2 separate regions of the Homo sapiens genome follow, and region 1 is linked to region 2. A link is a contact called in ENCODE Hi-C or POLR2A ChIA-PET data. All regions are on one chromosome and are shown on one strand. The core of a region is the stretch at or near the end of the contact, and the rest is flanking DNA. Distances in the headings are between cores, read along the strand shown. Region 1 has its middle 24 kb from the start of LINC01101. Region 2 has its middle 52 kb from the start of INHBB.

What was found. A loop is a pair of places that touch in the nucleus more often than their neighbours do. ChIA-PET counts read pairs that join two places held with the same protein, here RNA polymerase II (POLR2A). Pooled maps may share reads with other maps.
Region 1: a loop to region 2 is called in a map of PC-9, with 6 times the contacts of the local background. The contact joins two enhancer-like sites. A Hi-C loop is called at or near these places in 5 of 168 maps with a recorded cell type or tissue (Caco-2, HepG2, PC-3 and 2 more), 1 of 37 single-sample maps with no recorded cell type and 3 of 50 pooled maps. POLR2A ChIA-PET finds 5 or more read pairs at or near these places in 3 of 52 experiments (HepG2, WTC11 and activated CD4-positive, alpha-beta T cell).

What each region holds. Positions count from the first base shown.
Region 1 is chr2:120,438,724-120,445,520 of GRCh38, reverse strand. No RefSeq gene overlaps it. Among named protein-coding and RNA genes, the nearest start is that of LINC01101, 24 kb to the left of the region's middle. RefSeq lists an enhancer at 2,781-3,406. Within about 2 kb of position 3,345, at least 10 of the 41 ENCODE cell types and tissues checked have a DNase peak (open chromatin) inside an H3K27ac peak, as active enhancers do.
Region 2 is chr2:120,394,481-120,400,823 of GRCh38, reverse strand. No RefSeq gene overlaps it. Among named protein-coding and RNA genes, the nearest start is that of INHBB, 52 kb to the right of the region's middle. RefSeq lists an enhancer at 5,177-5,990. Within about 2 kb of position 1,468, at least 5 of the 41 ENCODE cell types and tissues checked have a DNase peak (open chromatin) inside an H3K27ac peak, as active enhancers do.

The DNA.
Region 1 (6,797 bases), core at 2,096-4,595, 43 kb before region 2:
CACAACTGCTCTTGCCCAGGTCTCCAGAGCTGCCCTGATTCCAACCTTCCTGATGTTCTAACCTCAGCTCCACCCTCCTTATTATATGAACTTGAGCCAGAGGCCAGAGTGAGCCTCAGTTTTCTTATCTAGCACAGCAGGAGACTAGACTGAGCAGAAAGGGTCACTGTGAGGATGAAATGGAAGGATGCACACAAAGTGCCCAGCATAGCCACTGGCACCTGTTAGATGCTAAAAATGGGAGTAGCATTTGATGTAGCAGCAGCAGCGATGATAGTAGTTGCAATCATCATAATAATATTATTACTTTTTGGCATCGCCAACGGCCTGCTGATCTTCCCTGTCTGGATCCCCGAGCAACACTTCCAAGTCTGTATGGCAGAAAGTGACCCCATTACATCGCCATCTCTGGTAGCCAGCCTCCAAGGTGGCCCCAAGCCCCCAGCCTTCTGTACTCCAGCGCTGAGTGCCCTCCTCTCACAGTGAATCAGAGCTGGTCTGCAGGACCAAGTAAGTATGAGGGAGTCTCCTGGATCTCATGAGGGGAACCAGACACCATCTCATGAGGACACTCAAGCAGCCCTGTGGAGAGGCCAAGTGGGGAGAACTTGAGGCCTCCTGCCAACACCTAGCACTGCCTTGGGAGCCATGTGAGTGCACCATCTCAGAAGCGGACCTTCCAGCCTCGGTCAAGCTTTCAGGTGACCACAGCCCTGGCCAACATCCTGATTTAACCCCATGAGAGACCCCGAGCCAGGACTACACAGCTAAGCTGCTTCGAAATTTCTAACCCACAGAAACTGGGAGTCATATAAAATGTTGATTGTTGCTTTCAGCCACTACATGTTGAAGTAATTTGCCACAGCAAATTAACACACTATATAAACCTGTCTGTCCTAACACGTCCTTGTTCCAGGGAATGCCATTCCCTTCCTCCTCATCCCAAAAGCTCACTCACTGCAGTCTCATTTCTTTGCTGCATCCAATCTGCTGATTGGACATCTCTTGATGCCAGCCTCTGTTCTCTTGTCCCATTACTCTTGGAGCAATAACAGCCTTTTACTGGACACTCATCATGTGACAAAGTACCTACTTCATGCCCTGTTTTTGGTGCTGAGTTTGCTCACAGAAAGTCACAACAACTGGAAGAAATAAGTTTGTTGTCCCTGTTTTTAGAGTGGAGACACCTGAGACTCTGAGATGCTCAGTAACTTGCCTGAGTGCCCAACCCCTCCCCAGCAGGTTAATTAGAGAATCAAACTAGAATACCATTTTGCCCCAAAGCCCATGTGCTTTCACCAGTGGGCACCGAGGCAAGGCAGCTCAGCTCTGGCTAAAATGCAGATCCGACCATCTGTCCTGCCCTGCTTAAAAGCCGACAAAAGTCCCCCACCCCAGTGCCCCTGTCCTGTCCATCCTTCAAGCTCAGGTCAGTTGCTGCTCCTTGTGCCTGACACCTCTCATTGAACACCATCTTCTCTCCTGGTAATTACCCATTTGCTCTTGGTTTAGAGATGGGCACACATTCCATCTCCCACAGGAGACAGTGGGGTTCTCAAAGGAGAGACCGCCCAAGGCCCACTTGGTGCACACAGACCCATGGGAAAGGATTTACGTATGTGGGTGGAGTGACTGTCACATAATTAATAACTGAGTCTATGAGTGAATATGCTCAGAAATCAGTGATTCAATGAATCAATAATGAAAAGCTTTCTAAATGTGTGGCTTACGTCATGAATGAATGATGGGTTGATTGAATAGGACACTGCCTAGATTTAGGGTCCTGAGACTGTATATGTGTCTTTGCCAACAGCAAAATATTTTATTACATAGATGATCGAGAATAGTATTCAAAATATTTAACAAACAGTACACCATGGGCACCAACCGCTCAGGATGGATGCCTCCATAGGCTGGGTCAGGCAGAGGGTCTCCCGTTGGGCCCCTTCAGTGCCAGATCCTGGGAGGCTGGGGGCGTGTCCCAGGAGAAAACTAACATGGCGGAGGGCACAGGCGGCACTGGAGAAGCTCGCGCACAGCCCCTTATCAACCTTGCGGGAGCATGTCAGTGTGGCGCACCGGGGCCTGCTGGCGGATGCAGGCCCGCATGTGGAGTTTTCTGAGCATATCCACGGCCAGCCCTGGGCTGAGCTTGACTTGCAGGAGCTCATTCCATCCTCAAAGAGCACCATGAGGTTGGGACTACCGTTGTCCCATGTTACAGTGAGGCACAAGAGGTCGCACAGCGAGTAAGTGGCGGAACCACGACCTGGCCCAGGACTGCCTAGCAACTGCTGGGCAGCCTCTCCGCGCAGCGTGAGGCCCCAGAAGCCCGGGCCTGCGGTTCGCCTGCGCGCGCTACCTGCGCAGGTGCTGGGCGGGGCCGGCAGTGGGCCTGGTCTTTCCGGGCCCGGGATTGGTGGAGGCTCCGGGGCTGACAAGGCGTGGCCGGAGGCTCGGCCCTCCCCAGTTTCCTGCTCTCCCGAGCCGAGTGGCTCGCCCTGATGCGGAGCCCGGCGGTCACGGGAGAGAAGGTGGCTGTCAGGCATGCCCCTGGCGCCGCGACCGCGCCACGGACGGCGTTTTCCAGGCGCAGTTGCCACTGTCCACTTGCCACTGACCAGCCGTGGGACTTCGGGCAAGATGTCACCTCTCCGAGCTAATTTTCCCCATCTACGAAATGGGATGACGACGACGTGCATGGCCTTTCCGGCCTGGTGTGCAGATTAAAGAAACACCTATATGCAGGGACCTGGACATTTACTGTCACTCTTCTACATTGTTGGAAGCCCTGGGCAGTCAGGAAAGGCCACAAGTGGCAGGGGTTGGTGGACTCTTGCGCCTCTCTGTCCCAGTGGGGGCAGAGTGGGGAGCTTGGCTGGGTCCCGCGCCCCTGGCGCTGCGCTGCGCCCCAGCCTCCTGCTGCCACCCCCAGCCCTCCGAACTCCTCCAAAGGCCGAATCATTTCTCCTTCCTTTTCGCTTTTAATCACAAAATAATTTTGGTGCCCAGAAGCCTTCCTCTCGGAGGAACATTTGTGCGGGATGATATCAGCCTAATTAAGCCTTCAGCTTCGGGGCTTGATTTCTTTCCCCCCAGATCCCGGCGCTCCCTGCCAAGCAGCCCTGGCCGGCCAGGCGGCCGGCTACCTGCACTTGCCGGGTTCTGGAGCCTTCGGGGCCCGTGCGCCCCCCTGCCCCCGCGCCGTGATTGATATCTTGATTAGGCGCCAGGAGTTGGCGGACCAGGTGTTACCTCGGCGCGGGCTGGAGGCGGCGCGCTCTGCGAACCCGGCCCTGAAAGGCGCAGGCATGTTCCGCGGCAGCAATGAGCCTTTGTTTGCCTTGGCAGCGCCGCGGCCTCCCTGGGGCCGGCCCCATAAAGGGTTTCTGTTCGGGCTGGAGGACTCATTGTCAAAAAATTGTCCCTCGAAAAATTAGCATGGTACAGTGGAGAAAGCGGAACGCCCGGCAAATGACAGCTGCTGGCCCCAGACAAGGTCCAGAAAGCGGAGTTTTGCGGGGTGCCCGCTCCCAGAGGCACCCCTCCCTCCAGGCCTGGAGAGGGACGGAGGGGTGGCAGAAGGGGCCGGCAGGGCAAGGGCAGGCAGGGGTCAGATGGGGAGTGCAGCTGGAATTGGGGTTGATGGCTTACCTTCCCTAAAAGGTGGGGCATCTCCCAGGGGCCAGGAGGCCAGGTCTTTGGTATGGGGTGTTGGAGGGCTTCTGAGCCAGTGTCAGGACCAGAGGGGCAGCTGGGTTGAAGAAGCGGGGTGAGGTGAGAGGGGGGAAGAAAGAGAGAGAGAGAGAGGGAGGGGGGGGAGAGAGAGAGAGAGAGAGAGAGAGAGAGAGCGCCTAAAGGTTATGTGGTTAATTGAACATCAACAGCCACAGATACGATTATGCCCCTTTGTGTCTTTCTCCCAGTGTGTTGATGGAAAAGTAACTAGATTAAAAGGGCCGGGAGCTCGGGTTGGAGGGGCCGGGCAGTGGGGGGAGAGCCCTTCTGAATGCCGACCCGGGGCTCCCGCAGTCCCAGCAAGGAGGGAAAACAGTCAATTAGAGAGGAGAGAAAAGATGGAGTGAGCTGTGGCTTGGCATTTGCATAAAGGCTGGGCCCCAAAGCTGCCACCCTTCGAGAGGGGGGCAGGGGTTCCCAGGAGAGAGGTTGGGAGTGTCATGGGGGTGAGGCACATGGTAACTGTTGAAAGTCTCCGCCCGAGGCCCCTATGCACACATTGCACATGAAGCCGAAGTAAGGGTTACTGGGTGTGTGTATGGAGCATGTTGACGTCTGCGCGTGCGTATTCTTGTCATATCTGTGAAGTTGCAGACATCCACATTTCAAGTGGATTGCACCTGTATAGCTTGTGTTGGCCTAACTCTCTGTGTTGTGACCATGTGCACAGATTTATGTAGGTGTGAAAAGACAGTGGGGAAAATCCCGTGGGGCCTCTCTGATGGGGCCCAAGAGCATGGCTGGGTCAGGGGGATGTGGATTTGCTGACTCGATCCCACCAGCACAGGCAGGCCATGGCCTCGAGGTTTCCTGTGGCCCTAAGGAGCCTGGACCTGGAACTAACCCCCAGGCTCGCTGGGTACCTGAGCTGCCTGGAAAATCTTCCCAATCTTTCCAGTCCCCTATTTCCATTAGGCCCTGACCCCCTAACCTAGCCCGTCAAACAACCTCGTCTCTGAACAGGCAGGTTTTAGGCTGAAAAGACAGAATCATACCAACCTGAGATCCAGTGCCAGCTCCGGCTTCATGACCTCACACACATAACCTCACTCACACACAGCCCAGAACCAGGGAGCCTGTGCTCTCGGAGAGACTGTCCCCTCATGAGGAGACAATGCCATCCAATTATAGGACTGTTTTAGGGCTTCAGTGAGATCTTGTACTGAAGTGGGAGGGAGTCCATACTACAGCCCAGCTTGCCTGGGACCGCCCAGGTTACGCCTGGGGTCCTGCATTATTATTCATAGTGCCCCACACTCTCAAACATGTCCCGCTTTGGATTACAAATTATATGGCTACCCCAAATATAAGTGGGGCCGCAATAACTCTTCTTCTCTCCCCTTCCTCCTTGCCTTCCCTCTTTGATTGTCTGATTGACGCACTGCTCCACTACTCCAACCCTCTCTGCACTCCTGGCATGAAACTCCTGGAGTTCCCTGATGTCCGTCACACCATGTGCAACAGTAATAGTAGTTAATGCGCAACAGACACTCAGTGGCTTAACAGCTGCCCGGGAATAGAGCTGCCTCAGGGACTCTGGGTGCAGCGGACTGCCCTCTGCCCGCTGGGTTTAGAGCAGGGCAGGGCATAGGAAGAGAAGTAAGGCCTTCGACACCCCTATGACCGTGGGCTACTACTGACAAACAACAGGGTAGGGCCGTGTTTCTGCATCCACTGTCCATTGGAATCGTTCTTTTGTGTGGACAAGCCCTTCCTCCCCTATTGCAAAGTGATTCCCTACCCATCCAGGCCTGAGACTTTTGTCTTTCCCTGAGTACTGGGATCCAGCCTCAGTCAACATTTCACCATAAGAACGGCTATGATGCAGGTTGTGGAGGGCCTCACTTAAACAAGCACGTCGCTTACGTCACGGCAGACCCACAAACAGGCCCTCATTGATTTGTTGTAGTTGCTCCTGGTTAGGGACGTTCACCACGTAGACCAGGGCCCTACATAGGTGACTCAAGAGGGCAGCCCGGGTGCCTGGGAGCAAAGCGCCAAGCCTTTGTAGCCAGGAGGCACTTCAAAGCTAGCTCCCAAGGGACTTCTCAAATAGGGCTAATGGGGCACACGAATTTATCCCTGCCTACTCCTGAGACACCCTGGCATGACAGTAAAGAGATGTTTAAAGGTGAAAATCTGCTAAGACAAAGAGTATGATAGAGGAGGCATCAGTAAAATTTCAGAAGCTTGAATGCAGATAGGAGAAGGGTCGTTTCTTTAGCCCTGTGGAGAAAGCTGAAACCGAGGTTTATAGAAAAACAGGAAGTCCAAAAAGCCGGCCAGAACCCCAAAAAAGCTCCTAAATTGGAGACATGTACAGAGATTTTTAAAAAAATTACTTTGCCTATGAAGGATCAGGCAAAAGAGTAGCACTGGACAATGGTTGCTTAAAGACAGTGGAGCAAAATTTTGAAATTTTGTATGCAGGTAAATTAATCAAGCATAAGGGTAGAATAAAAATGTGGGTCATAAAACTTCTCAAAAATTTACCTCCCATATACTCTTTCTCAAGAAACTACTGAAGGATGAGGGAGGCTTTGGGAAAGCTAAAAAGATGTAGCAGAGGTTCAGAATCCTCAGTGAAGGAAGGCTTCCTGGAGGAGGGGGCATTTGGAATGGATCTCAAGGGATGGGCAGGGTGTCAGTGAGTTAAGGTGGGGGATGGAGCAAGGAGAATTTCTGGGTAATGGGAACAGCATTGGCTCTGGCAGGGCGCTAGGGGAGGGGGTTCAGGGTTGTCTTGCCACTGGTTTGGTGGAAACAGGGAGAGATGCAGTTGGCTGGGGCCTGACCACAGCAGGCTTTGAATGGCAAGGAATCAGGACATAATTCTACAGGCCTGAAGGACCGTGAAGAGGGGCCCTAGGGCTGGGAGATGAGAGAGGCTGGAGGGGCCCCCAGGAAGGGGGCCAAGGCAGAGGGAACGCAGGTCTCCAGGCTGGGTCTGGGCGCTGATGAGATCACGTGTGAAAACACCACGTCACAAGGGGCCTCCTGAGAGGTGTGGGCGAGCCAGAGTGAAGACTGTTGGGTTGGAGGGACTGGGCAGAAGCCCA
Region 2 (6,343 bases), core at 219-2,718:
GATTCACGTGCAGAGAGGCAGGGGCACAGGTGTCTCAGGAGGCTGGATGGAGGGGGATGCACCAGGCCAGGCAGGAAAGGACTAGGGACAAACCCAGGCAGCAGGGCAACCAGGGATGAGGACTCACAGCCTGGGCAGAATTAGCGGGAGCTGGGTATTCTGAGGCCAATAGAGGAAGCCAGAAAGGCTGGGAGCTTCCCTGCTGAGCAGCTCAGGGACCTGGCACTCGCTTTCTCCTCCCTACCCCTCGGCCCCACCTGACATGTACACAGATTTCTCCAAGTTTCACCCCTCCCAAACCCGCGCCACCCACACGCCAAAATGTGAATCCCTGGAGGGCAGGGGTTTGATCTACTTTGTTCCCTGCTGATCCCAGTGCCTAGCACTCTGCCTTGTTTGACAAAATATGATGAATGAATAAAGGATCTGTAAATGAATGTGCTATATTGGTATTTAGGAAGACAGAAAGGGAAATCCATTTGCAAGGGAAGAAAAGCAGCTCCATCTGGGACCTGTGGAGTCTCTCCCCGCACAGGAGTGGACACCATGCCAGCAGATGGCCAGTGACGACTTGGAGGGTCGGAGCTAGCAAATCCATGTGACTTGCTTTTTCATCCTCTCCCTCTCCCTGCTCTCCCGCTGGACCCGGGAGGGCCAGCTGTGCCTCCATCTACCCGAGAGGCAGTGGGCATGGTGAGTGTGAAGGCGAGAGGCACAGGTGGTAGCCCTGCCACTGCTGACCTCATGGACCAGTCCCCCTCCCTGAACTGCAGTCTCCAGGTCGACCATGGGATGACACCTCCTCCCCTCCACTGGACGTGCCAGGACCTCTGTCCTCTGGCTGTCCTGGTTTCTTCTGGGACAGTCAGTCTCCAAACAGTGCCCCACACACCCACCGCCTATCTCTGGACACTGCTGTCTGACCACGTGGCAGGCCTGGTAAAGGAGGCTTCGTCCCTAGCCTTGAGTGTCTGGTCTACAGGGCCCAGAACAGTGCCTGACACACTGTAGGTAGTCAACCAATATTTTTGAGTGAATGAAGGAATGTCACTCTGACTGGCTTGTTTTTACTGTCTTTTCGAGAACCTCGGAGTGACAGTTAACTACCAAATCAGAGCAACAGCATTCTTAATCATTACGACAAAAATGAGCCACTGTGACAGTGTGGTTATATTGATACAGTCACTTCCCGCAAGTTCCTCGGACCCTGACAGCAACTCTTTCGGTCAGAACACGAGTCTCATGTCCATCTTCCACGTGAGGACCCGCAGCTCTGAGAGTCAGCCCCAGCCCAGGCTGGGACGAAGGGCCAGCTTCCGGGTGCCCCGAGGGACCTCTGAACCAGGGTGTGGCAGTGGCGAGGACTGGGGAGATGTGATCTCACCTGAGGGTGGGGTGGTAGAAGCCTGCTCAGTGGGGACATGAAAGCCAGGCATGAAAGCCAAACGCTCCCGGGCACCCAGTGCGGTGTGAGCACTCACAAAGGCATCCCATTGTTTGCTTTCTACAAACACCAGGACAAACAGCACCTCCCGGGGCTTCATTCCTGTGCCTGTTGACCCATAGCAGTGGACAGCACACACTCCATGCTGGGTGGCTCCACTGCCCCCACAGTGGGGCCCATGAGGATGGACACCTGGTGGACGACTCTGCCAGGGCCCTGGATGTCCTGGCCTCCCAGGTCACAGAGAGTCCAGCCCTGCCCAGACCACCTGGCTTCTTAGCATCCAGCTTATCATCATCCGGGGGCCCCCAAGCTTCCTAAGGCCGGGCAGGGTCCTGTCAAGGGGTTCACGTCTCTGAGTGCCCCAGCATTGCACCCTTGCTGATGGGGAGGGGGATTTCAAGTCGCGGGGGAGGCTTGGATGGTGTTGCACCCAGATGAGCAGGCATCCTCCTGGGCTTGCCTCGGGGCCACCTGCCAGCTAGGCTGGGGGTGGGGTGAGGGTAGGTGGTGCTCAGTTGGAGATAACCCTGACATGGCCAAGTGGGGAAGGCAGCGTCCAGAGGGCCCCGGGAATAAAAGGGCTGGACCAGTCTGATCTGAGGGCTGGGGATGGCTGGCTACGGGGCTGAAGGTCAAGAAGGCCACAGACGTGGCTTCAAGGAGCCCCTGCATGCTGGAGGAGGGGACGGAAGCCGTGCAGGGAAAGGGAAACAGGGACACCACCAGACCGAGGGCAAGCAGGGGAGCAGGGGTTGGGTAGGCGTGACTGCTGCAGCCCCAGTCCAGTGTGCATAGTTACTCCGGGCAAATGGCTGCATCTCTGTGCTCACGACAAAAACAGCCCTGCCAGCAAGCACCCACCCCATTCCTGACCATAGTAACTCACTCTGCATTCAGGGGACCCACGGCTCCAACACTTGGGGCTCCTGCCTCCTGCCTCCCACATAGAATGTGTCTCTCAGCCAGCTGCCGGGAGGCCTTTGGGGAGAAGGATACCTGCTTCCCATCCTGGCCCCAGATTTGGTATCATCATTATTACTTTGCAATTTAAAAATCAGGCTCATGCCCTGGAACTCACGTCACCCACAGAGCAGCTGCTGCAGTAGGTATCTTGGGCTGGAACCAATATGCTCCAAGGCACTGGGATCCTTACTTTCAGCTACATCCCCAGGGCCTAGCACATAGTTTGTGCTTGACAAACACTTGTGGGAAGGAAAGAATGAAGAAATAAATGCTAAAAATAACAAATACTTATCTACTATACACCAGGCCCTGTTCCGTCCCCTTTACCTATATCATCTCGTTTAGTCTTCACAGCAACCTGAGGGGTAGGCACTGCCATGGTTCCCATTTTACAAATGGGAAACTGAGGCTCAGAGACATTAAACGGCTTGCCAGTTGCCAGCAGAGAACAGAGCTAAGCCTCAATCTGGCATCTAGGTTCTCCAACCTTCTTCACCTGCTCTTCCTGCTGGAAAGGCTCAGGATGTGTTTTCCACGTGGCTTGAGGGCTCTGAGAATATCCCACCATCCGAGACATCTGTGACCCCGGGACTCAGGACATCCGGCCCTCCCCCACCCCGGGCTCCTGTCGCTGAAGTCAGTTTCACCCTTGTGTGTTGCAGCCCCACTGGGATGAGGGAAGCGATACACCCCTCACACCTGAGCTCGAATTATTTATGAACAGCCCTCCAGCTACGGGCAGCTTGTGGGAGGCAGGTGGGGTCCCCTCTGCGCCCCATGCCTGCCCCCATGTCTGCCGTCCGTTTCCCTGCTCTTCACCAAGGGCTGGCCTAGGTCAGGCACCGAGCTGGGAGCTGGGCTGTGTGGAGGACGGGGTGTGCCCTGCCCACAGGAACACCCAAGAGCATCTGCTGCAGAGAGCCTGGTGCATGCGAGAGACAAGATGCCTGGAGCTCCAGGGAGTGCCGGCCACTTGCCGCGGGTGTGATCAGAGCCGTCTTTGTGGAATAAATGAACGAGTGGATGATGACTCAGCCACCAGTGAGTTAGTAAATATTGTGTGTCCCTCACAGGCTGGGGGCCATGGAGAGAACCCTCAGCAAGGCCATACTGAATTGCGTGGCATCTGGTGAGACTAGGCTCAGATAACCTTCCTCAGATTCTTCCAGGCAAGTAGAAAGATTACGTTAGTGAAAATGCTGTCCAGCTCTGTGCCTGTGAGTGAGACCCCCAGGGCAGGGCAGGGCAGGGTTTACGGCATCCTCCTCCCCCACACCCACACTCTCCACCCTAGCCCTACTTTCCCGGCCCAGAAACCACCACACTTCTCCAGGACTCAGATGCTCCCTGTGGACACGCGGGCTACAGATGCTGTCCTTGCCCCAGCCGGATCACCTTGGTCCTCCTCTGAGGTCACCTGTACTTCAGTGGACAGTTCCCATGTATGTGGCCCACTTCCAACCTGGGGCCTGCACGGGTGGGGGTCAGCCCCAATTTTCTGTGTGGCCAAGAACTTCATCTGCAGCTGTGGGTCCAACCACCCTCAGGGCCAGGAGAGGAAGTCCTTCCTTGGGCTCAGTCCCTCCTCGGGCTCAGCTCTCCCCCGGCCCTGCCAAGACAGGGGTGAGAAGACAGGAGCTTCTTCCATCTTCATATCCCGAGGGGCAGCCTTTGCTGGGTAATTTCTTGTGCAAGACCCATGGGGTCCTCACAACAGCTTTGGATTGTCGTCCCCACTTGACAGTTGGGGAATCTGAGACTGAAGTCATCACAAGGCCAGTGTCAAAGCTGAGAGCAGTGCTAAGAACTCCTGCCCGCCGTCCCGAGCCCCCAACATCATCCCCCGACCCACCACTGTCCTCAGGAAAGAGGCAGAAGTAGATGATACTAGGATGGTCCCTAGCCTGGCTATGGCGAGCCCCTGTTGTCCCCGGCGTGCCAGTGGCGGGCGGAGCTCCCCAGGGAATGCTACAGTGGAACCCAGGAAAGGATGGGACTGCCCTTCCTCCAATGAGAGTCCTGGAGTCGGGTTGGAGGGTAGCATGGAGGCCCACCTGCAGGATGAGCTTGTACAAGTCACTTAGCGTTTCCGCGCACACTCTTGGACACACACACACGCATGTGCACACCCAGCCCGCCCTCCGCCAGGGCTCCTGAGGGCCGTGTGCGCGTGGGTGGGTGCCTGGGGAGCAGCTTCCCGGCGAGAGGCTCTGGAGCCCGCAGAGCCCTCCACTCTTGGCGCGGCGTCAGCCCCAGCCTTCTGCACAGGCAGCTGCCTCTGGGAATGATTTGAAGGGCTCCCGGGAGCTGCTTACCCCTCAGGAACCTCCCCCACCCCTGCCTGTCTGCCTGCCCGGCCTTCCCAAGACCTGGCTGAGATCCAGGAGGGGAGGGAACTCCAGCAGGAGGCCGACGGTGTGTGGGGGGGTGGGGATTGGTGGCTGTGCTGAGTGACCTGTACACCCTCTCATTGCCTCTCTCCAACAACCCCACAAGGTAGATATTAACGCAGAGGCCACCATGCTCTTGGTTAGAGGTGAGGAAGGCGGAGGGAGCTGCTCAAATAGGAAGTGGCAGAGCTAGCAAGGAAAGCCTAGGGTCCTGGGTCTTTTTCACTTCTTACCCCTTCAGGCTAAGAGGAGAATCCAGCGACCAGGCCCTTCAGGACTTGGAGCCTGGGTCAAAACAAGGAACCCCATGAGGCCGGGGCAGAATCCCAGGAAGTGAAAGGGAGAGGAGCTTCAAAGTGCAACTGAGGGTGTGGGGGAGGCCTGAGGAAGCCTCTAGACTTTGCAGTTCAACTGGAGCATCTTGCAGCTATTTGAAGCAGTAAAACCTAGAGGTGGCCAGAGACGTGCTGTCACCAGAGGTGTGTGTGCAGACACACAGGCACACGTATGGGTGTGGGCACCCATATGCGCATGTGCGTGTGTCAAGGTTAACTCCACGAAGAAGGAAAGGTCTGCAGCTGAGGGATCCGGTGGGTAGGGGCGGGGGAGCGCTCCGGAGCAGGACTGTGGAACAGGCCTGTGGACAGAGCTCGATGCTGGACACGTGCCCCACACCCTACTCCCTGGCCTCCCCATACGGCTTCCACCACCTCAGCACACTCTCCAGGGCCCCCGCCTCAAGCCAGGCCAGTGCCAGGCACGTTGCCTACATCAGCTCATCACCCGGAAAGCATTTCATCCCATTCCTTTTGGAGACAGTCAGGCAGCATCTCCAAGTCGACACAGAGCTGGAACTTGAGCTTGGGTCTACCTGGCTCCACAACATTCGTTGCTCAAGGTTGAAATTGGGGGGTTGTGTATGGGCACTCGCTGGATACCAGGTATACCCCAAGAAGGGAGCAGTAAGAGGGCATGGAGGCACAAACCGCTAGGGGCACCTCTTCAGAAAGTATTTTCTAACCAAAGCAGGTCCCGGAGAAGTGCTCATGGGTGGACCCCTAGAGGGACGGCTGTCCTTTCAGCTGAGGTCCTGTTCTCTGGGGAGGGCTGATGCCAGCAGCCAGAGCCGTCGAGAAGCTGAGGCTGAGAGGCTTGAATTGGAGAGAGGTTTACACTAGATTAGAGGTCACACACTGAGGGCCCGAAGGCTGAATTTGACCCTCAGGTGTGTTTTGGGGGATTTTCTTGGCCAATACACCTCTGTCTCACTAATGATATTTCAAAAATCAAATGAGTTGCCTACATTTGAAAACCAGGAGATTGTTGAAGATCCAACAATCCTACAAGACATGAATTTGGTCTGGAAAGGCCTGTATTGCTCACCACAGTCCCCACCCCTCCCTTTCACCCACACCTGGCTTCTGCACTTTTTTTTTTTTTTTTTTTTTTTGAGTTGGAGTATGCTCTGTCGCCCAGGCTGGAGTGCAGTGGCACCATCTTGGCTCACTGCCACCTCCGCCTCCCAGGTTCAAGCAATTCTCCG